2 separate regions of the Homo sapiens genome follow, and region 2 is linked to region 1. The links are chromatin contacts, found by Hi-C or POLR2A ChIA-PET in ENCODE. All regions are on one chromosome and are shown on one strand. Each heading gives the region's core, a stretch centred on a gene start or an enhancer-like site at or near the end of the contact. The rest is flanking DNA. Distances are from core to core; before and after follow the strand shown.

The links. Hi-C counts contacts between places; a loop is a spot of excess contacts on that map. ChIA-PET counts read pairs that join two places held with the same protein, here RNA polymerase II (POLR2A). Pooled maps may share reads with other maps.
Region 2: a pooled map shows a loop between it and region 1 (5-fold over the local background). The contact joins two enhancer-like sites. A Hi-C loop is called at or near these places in 1 of 168 maps with a recorded cell type or tissue (endothelial cell of umbilical vein), 1 of 37 single-sample maps with no recorded cell type and 9 of 50 pooled maps. POLR2A ChIA-PET finds 5 or more read pairs at or near these places in 2 of 52 experiments (activated T-cell and naive thymus-derived CD8-positive, alpha-beta T cell).

The regions. Positions count from the first base shown.
Region 1 is chr2:207,072,892-207,075,765 of GRCh38, forward strand. KLF7 (KLF transcription factor 7) reads right to left here. Exons shown (of 4, transcript NM_003709.4): 4 at 1,246-2,874. Among named protein-coding and RNA genes, the nearest start is that of MIR2355, 36 kb to the right of the region's middle. Within about 2 kb of position 1,445, at least 7 of the 41 ENCODE cell types and tissues checked have a DNase peak (open chromatin) inside an H3K27ac peak, as active enhancers do.
Region 2 is chr2:207,336,438-207,339,311 of GRCh38, forward strand. All of the region lies in intron 1 of LOC105373851 (a long non-coding RNA gene), which reads left to right. Among named protein-coding and RNA genes, the nearest start is that of MIR1302-4, 68 kb to the left of the region's middle. Within about 2 kb of position 1,399, at least 4 of the 41 ENCODE cell types and tissues checked have a DNase peak (open chromatin) inside an H3K27ac peak, as active enhancers do.

The sequences.
Region 1 (2,874 bases), core at 195-2,694:
ATTTAATGTTGGAGAAGGAATTAGGAATTGGCTCATGGATAAAACAGAAAACCATCACCTGCCAGTGACCTCAAAATCTTATTTTAGCTAAAAGTTTTAACCATCTCCTCTTCTAAACCTGTAAGTGGAAAATGAGCTACAAATAATAAATTATTTATCAATTCCACTGAACTCTGCTTTTTATGAGACTTCTTTCCATTACCCCAGCATTCCCAACTCCATATACAACCACAGATTATAGCTGGTACGCACCTTCTTCCCCCTAGGACATGCAGGTTACACTTTCAGACTACTGCCTGTTGGATTCAAATTATAGTTGTTTTTGCACTTAAGAATTCTTGTTACCAAGCTTGCCTAGTTGATCGTCTAGTTGACTAGGAGATAAATATTTCTAGAAGATGACACACAAAGAACTTGCAACTTCTAAATAGGGAGAACACAGAAGAGAAAGTAGAATCACCCAATATAAAGTATAGAGTCATTTTGTGCCAGGGCAAGCAACCCGGCAGTCTGGAGTCATCCCTGAATTTATATTATATTGTAAAAATGGATGCTCAAAAAGGTTGTAAAGTGGGCAATATATATATTTAGACCAGTCTTAAGCAAAAATTTCATTTCTAAATATGTAAGCTTAAGTCTTTTAGCATATTCACTTATGTAAACCATCTCATTTCCTTATGGCAGATAGATTAGACTTACCACCCTCTTGTCTGAACATTTCAGTACAGTGCAATTTGTCCTTCACCTAAAATGTTCAATGTGATATCTTTTTGTAAGTCAGGGAGTGGAATAATGAGCCTTCTTCTAGGTAATATTGCCAAGCTATCTTATCCTTCCTCACTCAGAGAAATTTCCAGGTAAATGATTTTGGTTATCAGAATGAAATTACTCATCTAGTCCCAGAGCTACTGAAGACACAGGGAGTAGGAGGCAGGTCTTCAGACTCCAGGGGCTGTGTTTTCCCCACTACACATGTGGTTTCTTCTCAGTCAGCTTTGAGCTGCCGTGTTGCCCAGCTCACTTGCCTGTTCGGGAGATGTGGCAGCTGATGCTTAACACTTCAAAACCATTTTCCCGGCCCCTGCAGCACCTACTGTTCTCTTCACCTTGAGTTTTATGAGAGCAAGAACTTGATCACTCAGCTTCCCTTCCAAACCCGCTGTTACACTCCTGACACCTGTTTCCTGTTCAGGGACATGAGAAATGTCTGTGTCCATGCAGCAAATTCAGTCACACTAGCCACGGTTTCTAAAGTAAACATTTATTGGAAAGTTTCTTGTCAGATTCATTTGATTAGGGATAGAGGTTATTCACCACCGTATCCACTTCTGTAAGTCCAAAGAATGCAAAGAAAGCTTGACTACTGCTGTGTCCCATGTGACAAATGTGTTTTACTGCTGTTTCCTGTGAATGACACCACTTCTCTCGGGGAATCGCTGAGCTCGGGATGCTGAGGCGACACCACCAGCTGGGTTCTCTACCTTCCTCCTTACTGGTGATGCTCTTTCCTGGAAGTCGTGTGTGGCAGAGATTTTAGTACTTTTCTTTTCAGTTCTGAGAATTTTCCCTGGGGCTTTCATCTCCCTCTCTTCTCTGGGTCTGAAGCTGCTTGTATTTCCATCTAGTTTTTTGTACTCTCCACAGCCAGCTGGATTTCCTGGCTTCCGGTTACCCATTTCCTCCCCACTCCAACCACCTCCTGTCATTTTACTGCCCCCTACCCCTCACCTAAATTATTCCCTCTGATCTTTACCCTTCCTCCTTCACAGACTGCTTCAAAGATCCTTTCCCAATAGGTTCCTATTAAACACCATCCCAGAACAAACTGCCTCCTTCTCTCGCCAAATAAACCGCTTTCAATAAGCCTCTCCCAACCCCCTAAACAAATAACATCTTGTAATCTCTATCATTCTAAAATATTGCTTTTCATAATCTCCAACAATTGGCTCCCTTTTTCCCCTTGAAGAAATAAACTCAGTGACCCTTATTTGGGCATTGAGCTGCCTCAATGAAACTATAAAATACACACATACGCACACACACACACAACTTCCCAAACGAAGATAACCTAATACAACCTTTTGCTTTCCCTTTCTCCAAGAAAGAAAACTTTCACGAAGTATGTAAGTACCCACTTGCGTCTTTCGAAGATTTTTTTCCCCAGTGAAACAAGCTAAGGAGAAATACAGTAAAGTATTCCAAGGCCAAACACATTCTACTGTTTATTACACATATTACATTCTTAAATAAAAATGCGTCACATAACATTTTTTGCATAGATATCTTACAATATACCAATTTAAAAAAGAATTATGAAACAGACCAGTAACAAAAATAAATTTTTTCTTCATTAATAATTTTGTAACATTAACATACCACCATCATATAATACAAATAATAGTTTTAAATCTTAAGACTTTTGTACAGCAAAAAAACTTGACAAAGTAATATATTTATATATATATATATATAAAAAGCTTAAAAAAAATAAAATGTCAAAAAAAGGCATAACCGAGGGCTATAAGACTGGGTACTTCTGTGATATATTATAAATACCAGAGAAGGCCTGAGAGAATGTGACGGGGGGAGGCGGGGAAGGAGACGGGGCTGGGAGTAGGTCTCTCCAAACACACTTGTTAGACACATCTGGCAAAAAGAAAATGTATAGTGCAAAAATAAATTTATTCAAGCAACTGTTAAGAGGATAATAGAGATTTGAAAGAAAAGTTTCAGTGGCTGGGAAGTTGTGTGGGAGTAGGAAGTGGGAGAAGGAGCTTGACGCGGGGGCGGGTGGGGGCTTGTGGAAAGGAAGGGGAGGCTTCAAAAACATTAGACATTTATTTTTGCCTCTGTGTTAGCAAGGAGATCTTGGCC
Region 2 (2,874 bases), core at 149-2,648, 260 kb after region 1:
AAGTTTTAAAACCTTGATTGGGGGATATATTTTTAATAATTAAGAGGAAGAGTTATATTTTTATTAGATGGAAAAATTCAACATAAAGATGCCAAGGCTCCTCAAACTTACTGAAATAATTCTGTCTAAAGATCCAACGGGACGTTTCTTGAAGGTCATTAGAATGAACACTGACGAATTGCTAAGCTTAGTGCTTATCTTATTAAAAACATTCAAAACTATAAACAGGAAAACTAGCAAAATGCAAATGTTCTTAGGGATCAGCCTCGTCAGATATCAGAACCTATTGTAAAAACTGAAACTGTGTTTGATGTAAATATAAAAATATAAAGAAAAAGAAAATAATGAAATCCCCTGAAACAGACCCTGTTATATACATATGTGTCACATTTTATAGATGGCCTCATAGTTCACAAAGTTTTCCACTTGCATTATCTTTTATGCTTCAGAATCATGCTAGGAATCAAGTCGTATTATTACCCTCAGTCTTAGTTCTGAAGAAACTGACACTCAGAAGTGGCTTGACCAACATAATAAAACTAAGATAAACCCAGACTTGAACCTAGATTTTCTGACTTCTCTTACCAGGCATCTTTTCACTACATCAATCTCACAATACATTGGAGAATATACTTTTTTTAACCATACTGAAATTAGGGGAAAAAATGTTTCGACCTGCCCTTACACCATGTACTCCTGCTAACAATAAACAAACAAAATCCTGTAGTTGTTTGATGAAACATAGAGATATGACACTGAACTAGGGTCTGTGTCTGTGGTTGTCCCTCACTGAGTCCACTCACAAAGTACGAAGCTACAATGCTTCCTATTCACCTCCTCCCACCCCCACCCCCACCCTATCACCCCCATCCACCCCAGATGAATTACTTATTGTCACTAAGACGTAGCAGTGCCCAAAGTGAAATTGAAACTCTCCAGCAAATTACTGTTAAAAGAAAGTATAGTCAGTCTGTTTCTGGGGAGGGGTTGGATAATTAGAGAGCAACTAATTAGGAGCATACAGTTAAGAGTAAGGACAAACAGAAAGAAGAAAAGGAGTAAGCAACTCATACATAGTGCAGACCCACTATGTGGGAAAACCACTCATCTCTGACATTGTAGCAAAAAAGCAGCTGTCAACAATAAACATAAATGCTAGCCTTAGCTGAATGGGCACAGCTGTGTTCCAATAAAACTTTATTTCCATAACAGGCAGCAGGCAGACTATACATTGATGACTCCTGTACTAAGCAATTTAAGATAGTTTTTCCATTCAATTATCCTAAAAAAAAAACCCCTTTAGATAAGAAATCAGAGGTTACTCAACATGACCACCTGACATTAAGATGGATACAAGTATTTGCCTCAGTAAGTGGCAGAGCTGAAATCTGAACTCAGGTCTTGTGACTCCCAAGCTGGGAAGCTGGAAAGTGTGTAGTCTTCTGATAGGGCAGCCTCCTGTGACTCAGAGGTTTAACTGGATTTTATGGGTGTGAAGTCTCAGCAGGTAGAAGAGGCCTGAACAGGCTGCATCTAATGAACTAGACATGTGTTGCACTGAACCAGGCTGGGAGTACGTGGGTGATCTCTGTTGCAATCATTTAACAAAGTAGGGAGGTATAGACATGCCCATTCACCTCAGACACACCCCTCGCCTCCGAGACATCAAATCCGCTCCTCCTAACACACAGCAGGGTGCAGTTGTGGTCAGAAGTGAGTGGGAGAAGGAGGGTAGGCAGATGGGTGGCTGTTTATGGAAACCAGGAAATCCCAAAAAATAAAGTCATCTAGAGCAATTCAGGCAACTTCTTTGAGTCCAAGCTTTCCTTTCTGTGGAATAGAAATGTCTGTCCTCTTTCTTTTCTTTTTTTTTAGCAAGATGTCAGAATAATACAATAGGAAAAAAAAAAAAAACTCTGTGTAAAGTTCATTGGGCACCTCAGGGATACATGTCATTTGATGACATAGTCTCATTGTCACCTGACGCCCCATGACTTCAGCTGGCTCCAGAGTCTGCATGTAGCTTTCTGTGGGGAACTCTGCCATCTTTACATTTAACACATCTCTGCTGACAGACCAGCACTATTGAGCTGGTGCTTTGACAACCACGTCGACAAGAGACCAGGAGAGATGCCATGTAAAGGTGAAAGGACAGTGACTAAGGGGAGCAAATGAGCTTTTAAACGAGCCTGACACCATCCAGCTAGTTTTCATACTCCCTCCTGTGAAAAATCTTGACATATTGGTACATTGCTATGAGTTATTTATTTATATCGGTGTATAGTGGCCTAATATTATTTGCTCTTGCAGAGTGTTATCTAGGACTACAAACTTATTTTATTTTAAGCTCAATGACATTTCATCAACAGTTAACACAGCGTGAGTAGCTAAAAGTCACTTCAGGACAGTACATGAGGCCTCTCAGATGTTGTTGCTTTATTGCTTGACTGGATAGTTCTCTGGCTTTCTCTACTTTTGATGGTTTCTGTTTTTACCCAGCTTTGTCTGTTTTGAGCTGTATTTTTTCAGTCCATTATTACATATTATATTATTTATTTCACCACAAGATTTATTTATTATCTGCAGTAATGAAAACTAATTTGTTTCATTTGCCCATGTTAGCTATGCCTAAAAGGGAAAACAATTCTCTCTTGGTCATACAGAGAGGGGTAGAATGGAAAGGAGATGGGTACAGTCACTGAGGAGTCTCTAAGAGGATTCCATCCTGGAGAACCCCTGCTCTGGGCTTGGAGAACTGGGCTCAAACAAGGCAGGGTTCATGTCAAACCCCTGGCAAATTCTCTCAATTTGGGACTGAGTCTCTCATGGTGCCTAGACTTTGGTAATGCTTTCTGGAAACTCAGAAACTGTTGG